Regions from separate parts of the Homo sapiens genome. Here region 1 is linked to region 2. Evidence: read pairs that join two places in POLR2A ChIA-PET (ENCODE). Cell type or tissue: CD4-positive, alpha-beta T cell. All regions are shown on one strand.

Region 1 (8,000 bases), 100 kb before region 2:
GGGGCTGGTTATTCAGCAAACAACAAAGGTATTTACCTAGCACTTCTGGGAAACTACTGCAAACTCAGGAACCCAGAAGGAGCAGTTCCAAAGACAGGCAAATGCCAGGCCCTGCTGGGCATGGGAAATGGGGCAATGTCAGCTGAAGGTCTTCTTGCTCAGCTGTCTGTCCTTGGATTCAGCTCAATACCTCAGCCCTGACCTCTACTCACACGCCCATTTGCCTCCCTCTCCTTGCTTGCCTGCTGTTCTACCTACTTATACCTGCTGTGTGAACTTTGGCAAGTTCTATCCCATCTCTGGGCCTCAAATCTCCTTTGCTGTCTTTTGAAGTCTAAAATTGTGTTTAAGTGCAGCTTTTAGGATTGTATATTCCTGCTTTTGTCCAGAGAAGTTTTAGCTTCAGGTATCTCCATTCCCAGCTTCCAGAAAAAGTATCAGGCAGCTTCAGGGGAGAATGCAGGGAATAGGGAATAAAAATAATGCCCACATTTGACATCCTAAATGTGTCAATGCCTATGATGGGTGTTTTCATAAATCTTACGCCCACAACCACCACTCTTTGTGTATAAATCATTGCTCCCATTTTATAGATGAAGGAACAGAGGTCCAGGGAGGGTAGATAAGATGCCTAAGATCATCCAGCTAGGGAGTAACAGAACTGGAATCTCAACTAAGTCTGTCTAAATCTGAGGGCTGTGGTTTCAGATTAGCATTACTCCATGAGGCTTCAATAGGTAAAATGTAAGTCCATGGATGAGAGTTTCAGGAAGAAGTGGTCCATGCAGCCCTGAGAGGCAGTGAGTTCCATTCGTAAGTGCAATAGGGGCTGACAGCTTTTTGTGCTGTGAAAAAAGCTGAACCAAGGTTCCTTCTATTTGGGAACTCTGGGTAGTCTCAGCTCAGATTGGAGATAGCTGGGCTGAACTGGGGGTGAGGAGGTTGGAGTGGAGAGTGGAATGGTCCTGAACTGGTCTTCAGGGAGTTGAGGGGCTATGCCACTGTTCCTGGAGATAGTGTGTGTGTGTTGAGGAGGGGGTGTAAAGGGGGCTTCTTCACTTTCTGGGATGTGCCAGTTCACCCTCCCCACCATCCCCAGCTGGAGCTAGTTGTCAGGCCTCCAGAGCCAGGGGCAGGGGGACTTTCCAGCTGGGATAGCATCATGATGTGTTGACACCAGATTCACTGCCTTGAGGTTCCCAGCAATCTTGCACAATTGCCTCAGTTAACTGATCCAAGGGAGGTGGGAGGATTTCAGATCCCCTGATTCCAGCCCGGCTCTGCCCTGCCCAAGGTTGGGTTATGATAAGGAGGCTGGGTAATCCAGCCACTGGCTGATAGGGTCACTGGCTCATAGGGTCAGGGCTGGAGGCAGCCCTGGGGGTCATCTCATTTAGCTCCCTCACTGGAAGGGTGAAGGAGTCTGAGGTCCAGAGAGGGAACAGGCCCTTCCAAGGGTCACACAGAACCACTGCTGTCCCCAACACTCCCCTTGGCACCAAGGACACAGAACTGAATCAGTCGTGGTCCTTGTTCTTGAGAGCTTGCACCCTAATGGAGAAAACAGACTAGCAGACACACCAAGAAAAATGTCAGGGCTAAAAGAGAGGCTTGGACTTAGTATACTAAGAGCTTAGAGAAGTAGGGACACAGACCTCCTAGAGGCTCCACAGAAGATAGCATAGGTATTTTTTTTTAAATTTAATTTAATTTAATTAATTTATTTTTTTGAGATGGAGTCTCGCTCTGTCGCCCTGGTTGGAGTGCAGTGGTGTGATCTAGGCTCACTGCAACTTCCGCCTCCCAGATTCAAGTGCATGCGTCAGCCTCCCAAGTAGCTGAGGTTACAAGCATGCGCCACCACACACAGCTAATTTTGGTATTTTTAGTAGAGACAGGGTTTCACCATGTTGGCCAGGCTGGTCTCAAACTCCTGATTTCAAGTGATCTGCTGTCCTCAGCCTCCCAAAGTGCTGGGATTACAGGCATGAGTCACTGCACCCGGCCACAGGTAGTTTTTAAATTGGGCTTAAAGAATGGGCAAAATTTTAGCTAATGCAAAGGGGAAAGAACTTTCTTGATTGAGAAACAGCGTGAGTGGAAGCCCAGAGCGGGCACTGATTGGCCGTGTGAGATGACTGAAGGGCAGCAGTATAGCCAGGGCCAGGACTTGAGGTCAGGATGCCTGTGCTCTGTGAGCACACAGTAGTCACCAAGGTGCAGGCCTCAGGGATATGAGGACCCCAGAAGGAGCAGGTAGGGGGAACCTGGTGAGACTACAGCTGGGAGATTCTTAACAGTAGAGGTGGGGGCTGTTATACTCACCACCTCCAGGCTGGCAGTTTCCTTTAATCCAAGACACACATACACACAAAGCCTTTACCCTTATCTCCCTCCACGAGAACCCAGGCCCACCTCGAGATCTGGCCTAGAGGAGGAGGCTGCTCCTCACCTAGCTAGCTGCGCCTCCACCCAGGTTTCAAGGCCAGGGTGCACACCCCCTCCTTGCAGTAGCTTCCTCCCCACTGCCCCATTTCCCATCCCCCCACACCCTCGTCTCTGGACCAGGAAGGGATGGGGACATCCAGAGCTTCGGAGCTTTGGCAGCAGCTAGCCTTCTCGCGGCTGCTGTGATGCAAATCCGCTCCGGATTTATTCGCGGGGCGTTCTTTCCGTAAAGCGAGGCGCACCCGGCGCCAGCGCTTGGCTGGAAGTGCCTTTCCTGGCCCTGACCCAAGGTCGCCAGGGCCCAGAATTGGGGGTGCCTTCCCCGCTAGAGTCCCGCAGCTAGGGTCCTGGGCGCGCGGGTGGGAGCGAAGCAGGTAGTCGCGGGGTGGGGCTATAATTAACCGCGCCGGGCGCGGAGTCAGGAAAAGGAAGCCAAGATCTTGAAGGACCTCCTGAGCCTGGTTGAACGCAGCTAGAAGTGCGGGGTCTGGGGAGCTCCTTAAACAGGCTGGACCCTGGTCTCGAGGTCTGAGCCTGGGTTTTGGTAAAGAAAATTTGAAGGTTTGAGGCTGGCAAGCATGTTTAAGGTTGGGGGCGTGGGGTGGAGGATGTAGAATCCACGTCCCCTATCCGGAAAGCGGCTCCATTGTCTTGCTTGTCCCTGTCTAAACGCAGTTTGGACACGACTAGCGAATTCGACCGATTACTGTTCTCATCCTCGAGGTACCCTCGCAAGGAAGCGAAGTGGGCTCACTAGCAGTTACTACTCAAGGGCCTGACAGCCTGAAGCTTCTGGGGACCGGAAGGAGGGGTGGGGGAAGGGCATGCCGAACTAGGGGTGTGCTGTGTACTTCCAGAGGCTCCAGCTTCAGAAAAGAGAACTGCAGTTTGTGGTGTAAAAAGCTTGTATGACCTGGCCAGGTGTGGTGGCTCACGCCTCCCAGCACTTTGGGAGGCAGAGGCGGGCAGATCACTTGAGGCCAGGAGTTGGAGAACAGCCCGGCCAACATGGTGAAACCCCGTCTCTACTAAAAATACAAAAATTAGCCAGGCATGGAGGCGCACACCTGTAATCCCAACTACTCGGGGGCTGAAGCACAAGAGTCGCTTGAACCTGGGAGGCTGAGGTTGCACTGAGCCAAGATCATGTCACTGCACTCCAGCCTGGGCGACAGAGCGAGACTCTGTCTCAGAAAAAAAAAGAAAAGAAAAGAAAAGAAAAGAAAAAAGCCTATAAGCATAGGAATAGACAGATGGTATTATTGAGTGCCTATGCATACCAGATGAAGTGTGTTCACCAAATTGACCAAAAAAAGAGTGCTTCTTATTTTTTCTTGGTACCTTCATAATAAAAGGACAGGCCGGGCACGGTGGCTCACGCCTGTAATCCCAGCACTTTGGGAGGCCGAGGCGGGCGAATCACGAGGTCAGGAGATCGAGACCATCCTGGCTAACACAGGTGAAACCCCGTCTCTACTAAAAAAAATACAAAAAATTAGCCGGGTGCGGTGGCGGGCGCCTGTAGTCCCAGCTACTCGGGAGGCTGAGGCAGGAGAATGGGTGAACCCAGGAGGCGGAGCTTACAGTGAGCCGAGATCGCGCCACTGCACTCCAACCTGGGCTACAGAGTGAGACTCAGTCTCAAAAAAAAAAAAAAAAAAAAAAAAAAAAAAAAAAAAAAGGACAAAGCAGCAGTTTAAATTAAAAATAAACAAATAAATAGACCTGGGTTTCAACACTGCTGAACCACTTACGGTTTGGCCCTGGAAAATTTGCTTCAACTTCTCCAAGCCTCAGTTTTCTTATCTGTAAAGTAAGAATAATAGGGGCCAGGCGCAGTGGCTCACGCTTGTAATCCCAGCACTTTGGGAGGCTGAGAACGGCGGATCATCTGAGGTCGGGAGTTCGAGACCAGCCTGACCAACATGGAGTAAACCCCGTCTCTACTAAAAATACAAAATTAGCCAGGCATGGTGGCACATGCCTGTAATCCCAGCTACGCAGGAGGCTGAGGCAGGAGAATCACTTGAACCTGGGAGGGGGAAGTTGTGGTGAGCCGAGATCACACCATTGCATTCCAGCCTGGGCAACAAGAGTGAAACTCCATCTCAAAAAAAAAAAAAAAAAGAAGAAGAAGAATAGAAATACCTAGGTGTTGTGAGGGTTGAGTTAAGGCATCAGAGGTGTTTGAATAGTGCTCCCTAAATGGCAGCAATAAGAACACATAGCCTAGTTTGGGGGTATGTGTGGCAAACTGGGGAGCAAAAAGTCTTCTGGAAGAGTAGAAATCTGAGCTAAATCTCAAAATATGAGTAGGAGCTGGTCTGGGGGAAACAAAGGGAGGAAGTTACTCGGGAGACTGAGACGGGAAGATTGCTTGAGACCCGTCTGGGCAACATAGTGAGATCCTATCTCTAAAAAAAAGTAGAAAACTTAATTGGGCATAGTGATGCACCTGTAGTCCCAGCTACTTGGGAGGCTCAGGCAGGAGGATACTGTGAGCCCAGGAGTTTGAGGTTGCAACGAGATATGATCATGCCACTGCACTCCAGCCTGGAACACACAGTGAGAACCCCATCTCAAAAAAAGGGATGGGGGAGTGGGGAGGAAGAGAAGGATGTTAATGACAGAGGGAATAGCATAAGCAAAACCAGGTAGGTAAGAGCCAGGACAGAAAATCTGGGGAAACTACAGGTGTAAGACAGGAAGTAGAAAGAGACGAGGTTAGAAAGGTAAGCAGGGACCAGACTGGGGCAAGGTGGGGGGCTTGGAGTTATTGAGGCCAGTTTTTTTTGTTGTTGTTGAGACGGAGTTTCGCTCTTGTTGCCCAGGCTGTAGTGCAATGGCGCAATCTCGGCTCACTGCAATCTCCGCCTCCCGGGTTCAAGCGATTCTCCTGTTGAAGCTGGTTTTTATCCTGAGAGCCCTTGAGGGGTTTTCAGCAGAAGCAGGAGATAAGCTCCCTGTGGGGCAGTGGGGAGTCAAGGAGACCTGTGAAGAGGAGGCTGTGGTAATGCCTCAGGGGAGAGGGATCGTGGTATGAACCACAGTGTTGGCCCTGGGATGGAAAGAAATGGATGGAGCTGAGAGGTAAAAGTGACAGGTCTTGGTGATGAATTGAATGGGAATTGAGTGAGAGGGAGGTATGAGGATGATATCCTAATTTCCAGCTTGGGTCCTGGGTGGTGCTATTCACTGAGACAGGGAGCAGGAAGAATAACATATTTGGCAGGAGGCTTGAGTTCAGTTTTGGACATGCCTATGACCACACCCCTAGATAGATCCTCAATAATTGGAGTCCTGTAATCCTCCTACCTGTTAACTACTCTGTCCAGAGATGGGAGAGGTATTATTCGTCAGTGCTGGTTGTTTGTTCCCTGGCTGTGGCTCACTGGAGGTCTGACTGGCAAGGCCTTAGAGGTAGGGGGTGCCCCTGCTACCACTGGGCTGGTCCTAGTGCATCTCCCTTTGTGGTCTGGTCAGCCAGGCAGTTTCTCTGGGCACAATCATGTTATATGAGCTCAAGGACTGGGTTGTCAGACTGTTCCCAAAGAGAATCCAAGGAGGGGGACAGTGCTCTGTGCTGTGGAGATTACCGTCTCTATTTTACAGCTGAGGAAACTGAGGCTCAGGAATTGAGTGGCAGAGCCAGGAGGTGAATGAAGGTCTGTGTGACGTCTTCTCACAGTACCAGTTGCCACATCATCAATGGTGACATCTGCTCTAAGAGGGCAGGGAAAGCACCAGGGCCATGGTTCCTTGGGGGAGGAATGCCATCTGGGGAGTAGTAGGGATCAGGAAGGAGACAGGGAAAGCTTCCTGGAGGTGGTACCATTTGTGTTGTCCTAGAAGCATCATCTTGTTTTCTGTCTCTCTAGCTAGTAATCATTGACAATCACTTGTTTCCTGCAGTGAGGGAGACCTTTTTGTCTGAAGGACCTCTAGGCAGAATGTGTCCTTGGACCTCAAAAAGTGGCAAGCTGGAATTCCTGCAGACAGCTCCCACAGGCAAGCCTGACATGGGGGCACTTCTACCTCAGTCTCTGGCATTGGTCAGCTGGGGCATCCCTTTTGCACTGGTACTTCACTAGCAGCTGGAAACCCAGTTGTCTATTCATTTTCATATCAGGGTCAGCACAAGTTTATGTTCTGTTCTCCAGTTTTATTTTACTTTTTAAAAAAGCATCATGTTATGAAGTGATAGATTCTGTCTAAAGAAGGACTGGCAATTATGAGAAAAACTTTCTGTGGATAATTGAGGGAAGGTTTTAAGACATAAAAGAAATGTCGCTAACCTTCATCTGTCATCCATCAAGCATTTTCCCTCAGGTGTCCAAAAGGCTGAAGCAGCCTGATGTGGTATAAAGGGGTGGCCATATTCTTCATAGGTAAGAACAGGTGACTTCCAAAATAATGTTTAAGTAATGTTTGTTCATTGTAGAAAACTTGAAAAATACAGGCAAATAAAAAGAAAAAATATATAAAGTATCCTTTAAGAAATAAACAGTGCGGTCGGGCATGGTGGCTCGTGCCTGTAATCCCAGCACTTTGGAAAGCTGAGGTGGGTGGATCACTTGAGGTCAAGAGTTTGAGACCAGCTTAACTAACATGGTGAAACCTCATCTCTACTAAAAATACAAAATATTAGCCGGGTGTGGTGGTGCACGCCTGTAATCCCAGGTACTTCGGAGGCTGAGGCAGGAGAATCACTTGAACCTCGGAGGTGGAAGTCGCAGTGAGTCGAGATTGTGTCACTGTACTCCAGCCTGGGCGACAGAGCAAGACTCTGTCTCGGAAAAATAAAAATAAATAAACACTGCTCTAATTTTTTATATATGGAAATCAGAGTATCATGTATTTTTAAATTTTGGGGTATATGTGGTTTTCTTTTACATTATTAATATTATACCACATAGACAGTTTTGTATCTCGCTTTAATTTAATTAATTAATTTATTTATTTGAGATGGAGTCTCACTCTGTCACCCAGGCTGGAGTGCAGTGGGACGATCTCGGTTCACTGCAACCTCTGCTTCCTGGGCTCAAGTGATCCTCCTGAGTAGCTGGAACTACAGGCACACACCGTCACTCCCAGCTAATTTTTATATTTTTTTGTAGAGATGGGGTTTTGCCATGTTGTCCAGGCTGGTCTCTAACTCCTGGGCTCAAGTGGTCCCCCACCTGGGCCTCCCAAAGTGCTGGGATTACAGGCATGAGCCACCCCACTCAAGCCACCATGCTTAGCCTATTTTACCAAACTCTTACCCTTAGACGTATAAATTGTTTCTAATTTTTTGCTATTCTAAAAATACTATGAAGAAAATCTTTTTTTTTTTTTTTTTGAGACGGAGTCTCACTCTGTCGCCCAGGCTGGAGTGCGGTGGCGCGATCTCGGCTCACTGCAAGCTCCGCCTCCCGGGTTCACACCATTCTCCTGCCTCAGCCTCCCAAGCAGCTGGGACTACAGGTGCCCGCCACCACGCCCAGCTAATTTTTTGTATTTTTAGTAGAGACAGGGTTTCACCATGTTAGCCAGGATGGTCTCGATCTCCT
Region 2 (8,000 bases):
TAAACACATTCTTTTTAAATAGCCTTCTTCATGTCAATAAATGACAATTCCATTCTTCTGATTGCTTATGACAAAAACCTTGAAATCATCTTTATCTTGTCTCTCTGTCATATTTGTATCCAAGCCATCAGCAAATCCTGTCAGCTCTATCTTCAAAATATGTTAAGAATCTCACTATTTCTCATGACCTCTACTACTGCTACCCTCATCCAAGACACCATCATGCCTTGCCTAGATTATTATAAAAGTTTCACAAGTGATCTTTCCACTTCTACTGCTGCCTCCTTTGAACAGTCTTTTCTCAACTCAGCAGCTAGAGTGAATCTTTTAAGCCACAAGATAGATTATATGATTCTACTGAAAACCTTTTTGTGCCTCCCCTTCTCACTCAGTAAAAGCTAAAGCCCTTACAGTAACCTACAGACTGTTATTACATAATCTAAGCTCCTTTTACATGTCTTACCTAGTCTCCTATTACTCTCCCTTTTGGTCATTCAGGCCCAGCATCACTGGCCTTCTTGCTGTTCCTCGAACATGCCAAGCATGCCCTTACCGCACCTCTCTCTAGGAAACTTCCCGTACATATCTGCTGTACTAGCTCCCTCACTTCACTTAGAACTCTGTTCAAATGTCACCTGAACAGAGAGGTTTTCCTTGAGCAGTACAAACAATTCCTCCATCACAAGAACTCCTTTCCCTTTACTCTGCTTTATTTTTTTTCCCAACAGACTTATTACTATTTGGTATATTTAGTTGTTTATTTTTGTGTTCTATCTTGAGAAGTTTGTTATCTTCCTTAATAAACTGAAAGACAGAGATATGTTCCTTATGCTGTTAAACTGGAAGCTCCATGAGAGCATGGACTGTGTCTGGCTTGTTTATCATATATCTGTAGTGCATTGTGTAATTCCTGGCACATAGATATTCAGCACATAATTTTAAATGAATGAATGTCTTTTAACTTTAACAGAGAGGCCAGCTTGCAATTATTGTATGTGTGAGTGTACACATTTATAGTAACTGTATATGATTAGATGGTCCTTCTCATGTATATTTAATAGAAATAATTTATCATCCATCTAAAAACTGACCTAAACATTGTTTAAATCAGCTTATAGGGTCAATCTTACTGTGTTTGACCTTTTACAAAAAGGTCATTTATATAAAATGGTCATTTATGTAAATGCTATTTATATAAAATGGCATGGCATAAAGAGAGTTAGGGGCATAAGCCTGCGTGCTGCTGTAAGAATGGTTGAATGGGAATGGTACAGCATTTTGCTATGAATCAACCTGCTGTGGTTTTAGATTATGCCTTATGGGACTTGCAAAACATTGCTATTTTAAACTTTAGTTATAAATTATCTTTTAAGGGTCCATTTAGATATGACTCAGTAAACAAAGGTGGCCTGAACTGTCCAAGCATGAAATTACATTCATCTAATATACATAGCTCTTCAAAAGCTATACTTTGTAAAACAGTTGAATGACTTGAATCATTTACATGTTGTGATTGCCTGAACAGTCATTTCTGAGAATTATAAGCAAGTGTAAAAGACAAAATAGTATAAGGTTCTAGATTAATTATGCAGCTATAAATCATAGATTAAGGAGCTCAGTTATGTTTGTGCATTAACAACAAAACCTTGAGTATGTTGGTGATTGTGTGACAAATGTTTATCATTCCCTTCATATAGAGATGGCTTCTGCTCCCCCCACAGAGACATACAACCACATATCTTTAGGTCCTTAAGAGATTTTTTCTGTTCTTCCTGATAAAAATATTGATAGAATTTAAATTTGAAAATTCATTCAGAATATAAACAAAAATAGAATTTACTTCTGTTTTATTTTTCTTAAGTGATTTTTTTTGCTACATTTGTTCATACTGAATGCTGTGTAGATATGTTGACCTTTAATAACCAAAGTATTTTATGGACAAAACAATGCAAAATGAATTATATATATATATATATATATATATGTTCACACACAGAATAACATGCCTTTTCACTCCTTCCAGCCTCATTAACATAGTAAAACTTGTTTATCATGTGACACCAAGCTTTCACGTCTCCATATGAAAGCAGTAGTTCAGTTGAATTTGGGGGAAAAAAATCCACAGTTGTTGTCTTGTTGTTCACAGGAAGGGAGGCAATAATAAGTTAATAAAGATCTATCACCGGGATGGTAAATATGGCTTTTCTGATCCTCTGACATTTAATTCCGTGGTGGAGCTCATTAACCACTATCACCATGAATCTCTTGCTCAGTACAATCCCAAACTTGATGTGAAGCTGATGTACCCAGTGTCCAGATACCAACAGGTATGATTATGGAAATCCTTGCTAGCTATTGAGCAAGTGATTATTTAACAGCCTTATTTGATTTTATTTACCAGGCTTATCAGTTTTAAAAAACTAGCCATTTTGTTATTTATTTATTTACTTTGAGACAGGGTCTCTGTTGCCCAGGCTGGATTGCAGTGGCATGAATATGGCTCACTGCAGTCTTGACCTTCTGGGCTCAAGTGGTCCTCCTGCCTCAGCCTCCCCGGTAGCTGGGATCACAGGTGCATGCCACAACTTCAGGGTCTTGCCATGTTGCCCAGGCTAGTCTTGAACTCCTGGGCTCAAGCAGTCATCTCACTTTGACCACCCAAAGTGTTGGGATTATAGGCATGAGTCATTGCGCCTAGTGCATACTTAAGATTTTAGATATTTTTGGAACTTATTTTGTGGCTACCCTTCTGTAATATCTTATTGCATGTACTTGTTACCTTTATATAAAAATACTTATGTTTATGTCTCCCACTTCATTTCTTAATTTTTAAAGTATTAATCATTTTGATGTGACTTAAAGGCTGATCTTAATATTATCAAAGGATTTGGTACATTTGTGTGCTTGATATTAATACAGTGGCTTAAAGTTGTACAGTTGAAATATAGTTTAATAGATGGTTGAGGTGATATTTTCCTTTAAAAAATAGATGTGGAAAATCTATTTCCACATATGTCAGAATTGTTAACATTCTTTATTTTTTTCTTTACCTGTATAGGATCAGTTGGTAAAAGAAGATAATATTGATGCAGTAGGTAAAAAACTGCAAGAATACCACTCTCAGTATCAGGAGAAGAGTAAAGAGTATGATAGGCTGTATGAAGAATATACTAGAACATCCCAGGTTGGTATATTATGTTGTTTTTGACTAATATGTGTGCAATGTTTTAGTTACATCAAATTTTCGATCATTCACTTGATGATCTTTAGCTGTTTTAATGTCTTAAAGGCTTAAACAGCCTTTTTGAAACTTTAATGATATAAATTCCCCTCCCTTCTTAATTGGTTAAGGATATAATTTGTATCAGTTAATATTAACTGGTCACAAGTGACAAAATAAAACCAAAGGCTTCAGATAGAAATTTAGTTTTCTTTCATGTGTATATAGGCACTACAGGGGTGTTAGGGTAACTCCACCATCCTCAGAACTTATAGACATTTTCTGTCTTGATGCTTTGCTATCTGTGGAAGAGGGCTTACTCTAATATCAGCCATCACAACCATATTCTAGTAAACAGGAAGTAAGAATAGGAAGGAGAAAGGAAGGTTCTCTATCTTTAAGACAACTTCCTAGAAGGAGCACACTCTGCTTTCACTTTTATCCCACTGGCTAGAACTAAGTCACATGGGCATACCTAGCTACAGGTCACAGCTAGCTGTAGGGGAGGCTGAGAAATCTAGTTTTTATTTGGTCAGGTGTGTTCAGCTAATGTGGGGATTTACTGAGGAAGAAGGAGCTGATGGATGGAAATTGTGGGCTTACTAGTAGACTTAGTTAGCTACACAGTTTTTAGATCATTAACTTTAATAGCCAGTAATACTTTTCATATTTATGATATAGAGCAAAATTCTGTTGAATAATCTAGTTTCTTTCCTAGGACTTCTTAGGCCTGACTACTTTTTAGATTGTTTTTTAGCTAGACTTGGATTGGTTTAATTTGCCCTAAGTTGTTACATAGTTTGTCAAAAGTGTTTGGAATTTTGATGAAGGTGAATATCTTCAGAGAAGTTTACCTTTTATAATATTTGGGTAGAAGTGGCTTAGGAAAATGTATTTAACTGTATTTCTCATGTACATTGTCTTGGAACACAGGTTATTATTTTGAATATCAAATGATTTATAGAAGCATTAGTCTATGTTGATTCGACTTAATTCCTAGTGAATTCTTAGTGCAACAATAACTTACCTTGGGCTCTTTCTAGTAGATAACAATAATGGATTTTTTTAGTGTTTACTTTCTGTTTCATGAATTTCTGCTCTTTCTAATTTTTTTCTGCTTGCTTTCAGTTTAATTTTCTCTTTTCCTAGCTTCTTAAGGTGGAAATTTTGTTCATTGGTTTAAAAACTTTCTCTTTTCTAAAATAAGCATTTAAAGCAATACATTTTCCTTTAAGCACTGTGTATATGCATCTCACAAATTTTATCATACTGTTTTCCTTATTATTCAGTTTTTAATATTTTCTATTTTTTGTGATTTCTTCTTTTGCCCCTTGTGTTTTTAATTTCTAAATATTTGGGACTTTCAAATATTTATTTCTAATTTAAATTAGTTTTGTTGTTAGTAAATATATTCATTAAAGTTATATTCTTTTGACATTTATTGACCTAAATTTTATTTTATTATTGATATTTTTATGAGACAGAATCTTGCTCTGTCGCCCAGGCTGGAGTGAAGTGGCACCATCTCAGCTCACTGCAACCTCCGCCTCCCGGGTTCAAGCAATTCTCCTGCCTCAGCCTCCCGAATAGCTGGGATTACAGGCGTGCACCACCATGCCCGGCAAATTGTTGTATTTTTAGTAGAGACAGGGGTTCATCATGTTGGCCAGGCTGGTATCAAACTCCTGACCTCAGGTGATCCGCCCATCTCGGCCTCCCAAAGTGCTGGGATTACAGGCGTGAGCCACCGTGCCTGGCCAGCTCTTTTTTTATTTTTATTTTTTATTTTACTTACTTATTTTTTTGAGACAGAGTCTCACTCTATTGCCCAGGCTGGAGTGTAGTGGCACGATCTCGGCTCACTGTGACCTCCATCTCCCAGATTCAAGTGATTCTCTTGCCTCAGCCTCCTGAGTAGCTGGGATTACAGGCATCCACCACCATATCTGGCTAATTTTTGTATTTTTAGTAGAGATGGGATTTCGCCATGTTGGTCAGGCTGGTCTTGAACCCCTGACTTGAAGTGATCGACCCGACTCAGCCTCCCAAAGTGTTGGGATTACAGGCGTAAGCCACCGGTGCCCAGCCATAAACAACTCTTTAAGAAGCTTATCTGTGATTTGAAGAGAGTTTTGGAATAAGAATGCTTTTTTTTCAAAGTGTTGTTACCAGAGCTTGTTTATATGCTGCTAAGAAGGAACCATTAGACTGGGAGAGTTAATGATGTAAAAGGGGTTAGCTGATACGATAGAGTGAAGTACCCAGAAAGGAAGGGGAGCTGAGACCCAGAGCACATGTAAATAAAGGGAGGGGAAGGAAGAGAGGAGGTGAACAGGTAGGTTTATAGTTTTGGTGGCAGGTGTAGTGGTATAGTGGCATTGTTGATGGGGGAGGTGCTGACTTAGTAGTGATATCAAATACTTTTCCCTTTGCTGTTCTACTTACCAATATATCTACCAGTGTTAATAAAGTCTAAATTATTAGTGTTTTCTTTGAAGATCCAGGGCCAGAACTTTATAGGTAATTTCTAACTTGGCAAGGGAGCTAAAGCTCTCCACTATAATTTAAGAGTTGTAGAATTAGTACCAAGATATTTGGCATATGGGAATTCTAGTTACTTTTTAGTATTAAGATACATATGATGTAATCTTAACTGTATGGACTATCACAAGGTTCCAGCCTCCCTCATCTGCTAATCCTCTAATGTTCTAGCCCTACTGGGCAATTACTAATCCTTGAACATGCCTTGTTATTTTATGTATACATTATACCATGCCTCCTTTGTGCAGTGCTGTATTTTCTTCCTCTATCTCAGTTCTTTAAGACCTAGCTTAAGTGTCACCTCCTCTGTGAAGTCTCTGTAAAGCAATAAATAACTAGTTAATAAATAACTGGTTGCCTCTTCCATGACATGAAACCAAACCTTATTAGAGTTCAGAAATCTGTTCCACCTGTATATTCTGAGTCCTGGAGGGCAGACTTCACGTTTCACAAATCTCTATCACCAGATGGTAATTTCTGTATAGTGGATTCTCAGTAATCAATTGCCGAAAGTGACAAATGCTTAAGCTAGGTGTGTGGTGCCCCCCTAAAGTCTCAACTAGTTGGGAAGCTGAGGTGGAATGATCCCTTAAGCCCAGGATTTCAAGTCCAGCTTAGGCAACAGTTTTAAAAAAACCAATCCACCCACCCACCCACCAACCAAAACTGAAACCGAAACCGAAACCAAAGCCAAAACCAAAACCAAACACCCCAGCCTAGTAAGTGCTAGATAATGTAGGAATTATCCCATAAACATCAAAACTTCTAGAATTGTAAACATTCAGGACAGCAGTTTTTCTAGACCCTTATGCATATTTATTGCCTTTCTAAAAAGCAAACTGAACAAAATTTAACCTGAAGATTTTTGGGGAATTGTGATTCAGATGCCTTTTTGTTTTTTTGAGACAAAGTCTTGCCCTGTCGCCCAGGCTGGAGTGCAGTGGCACAATTTCAGCTCACTGCAACCTCTGCCTTCCGGGTTCAAGCAATTCTCCTGCCTCGGCCTCCTGAGTAGCTGGGATTACAGGCGCCCGCCACCACGCCTGGCTAATTTTTGTATTTTTAGTAGAGACGGGGTTTTGCCATGTTGGCCAGGCTGTCTTGAACTCCTGACCTCAAGTGATCTGCCTGCCTCGGCCTCCCAAAGTGCTGAGATCACAGGTGTAAGCCACCACGCCTGGCCTATTTTATAGTTTAAATGATGTATTTTACATACAAGTAATAGAGTAGGGGTTGAATAAAAGCTCTTGTTTTAGTCCTCCTAAACAAGGAGAAGACTTTTGAAAGACTAGGTGTTATATGGGATTACATTAATAACTGGAATTACAAAATTTGTTTAAGACCAAGGTTAGAAGAAAATAATAAAGATAATGAAGCCTGTGTTTTTTCTTTTTCTCTCCTGTAGGAAATACAGATGAAGAGGACTGCAATAGAAGCTTTTAATGAAACAATTAAAATATTTGAAGAGCAGTGTCACACACAAGAACAACATAGCAAAGAATATATTGAGCGATTTCGCAGAGAGGGGAATGAAAAGGAGATTGAACGGTAAGTCTACTTAGTACCTCCAAGGGCATCAGTGAGACAGGATTTCTTTTCTTCCCCAATAATTTCTGTCTTGTTTTCTTTTACCCCCTCAAACTGCACAGCCCTACTATTGGAACCACTTGCTGTTTCCACTAATGGCACCAAATTGAACTTCCTCTCTCCTCTGCTCTTTGTTCATTCTCCCAAACGGATAAACTCCTGCTTATCCGTTAGGACTTCAGGTTAGATATCATCTTTTCTAGAAACTGTTCCCTGATTCCGGAGACCAATTTAGGGGCTGTATTTTGGGTCCCTACAGTGCCTGGTCCTGATCCCTAGTGTAACATTTACTGAATGCCACGCCCACTCAACTGTAAACTCATTGAGAGTAGGCATGGTGGCTTATTTTCCCTGGTAGCCCTAGTACCTACTTATGTATGGGAGTACATAATGGGTGCTCATCGAATATTTTTTTGAATTGAATATCAACTTTGGCAGCAGTCTGAGAATAAATTGTAGTAGAACAAGACTGTAGGCAGGAACACCAGCCTGACTTGCACATGACTGCAACAGTTGTGGTCATCAGGTTAAACGATAATGAGGGCCTGGACTAGAGAAATAGCAGAAAAGAAGCGGGAGGTCATGGGAATGCTAAGGACTTCATGCCTGACCAGATATGGTAGGTGTGGGAGAAGTCAAAGATTATTCCTAG

What was found. ChIA-PET counts read pairs that join two places held together with the same protein. Peaks named below come from ENCODE experiments on the same cell type or tissue, not always from the same donor. Only the 100,000 strongest peaks of a DNase experiment are listed, where the experiment ranks them.
Region 1: POLR2A ChIA-PET joins it to region 2 with 10 read pairs; 7 of 35 experiments call an interaction of 5 or more read pairs at or near these places.

The regions. Positions count from the first base shown.
Region 1 is chr1:46,161,881-46,169,880 of GRCh38, reverse strand. The region is part of intron 1 of P3R3URF-PIK3R3 (P3R3URF-PIK3R3 readthrough); the gene reads left to right. It also overlaps a transcript of PIK3R3 not described here. Among named protein-coding and RNA genes, the nearest start is that of TSPAN1, 9.2 kb to the left of the region's middle. RefSeq lists an enhancer at 2,799-2,868. In CD4-positive, alpha-beta T cell, no CTCF peak of the experiment used is centred here; DNase peaks (open chromatin) are centred at 2,730 and 3,250; H3K4me3 peaks cover 1,315 bases; H3K27ac peaks cover 893 bases.
Region 2 is chr1:46,061,238-46,069,237 of GRCh38, reverse strand. It overlaps P3R3URF-PIK3R3 (P3R3URF-PIK3R3 readthrough), which reads left to right. Exons shown (of 10, transcript NM_001303427.2): 4 at 2,147-2,327; 5 at 3,059-3,184; 6 at 7,167-7,309. It overlaps PIK3R3 (phosphoinositide-3-kinase regulatory subunit 3), which reads left to right. Exons shown (of 10, transcript NM_003629.4): 4 at 2,147-2,327; 5 at 3,059-3,184; 6 at 7,167-7,309. Among named protein-coding and RNA genes, the nearest start is that of PIK3R3, 67 kb to the left of the region's middle. RefSeq lists enhancers at 3,595-3,644, 5,997-7,196. In CD4-positive, alpha-beta T cell, no CTCF peak of the experiment used is centred here; a DNase peak (open chromatin) is centred at 3,657; H3K4me3 peaks cover 461 bases.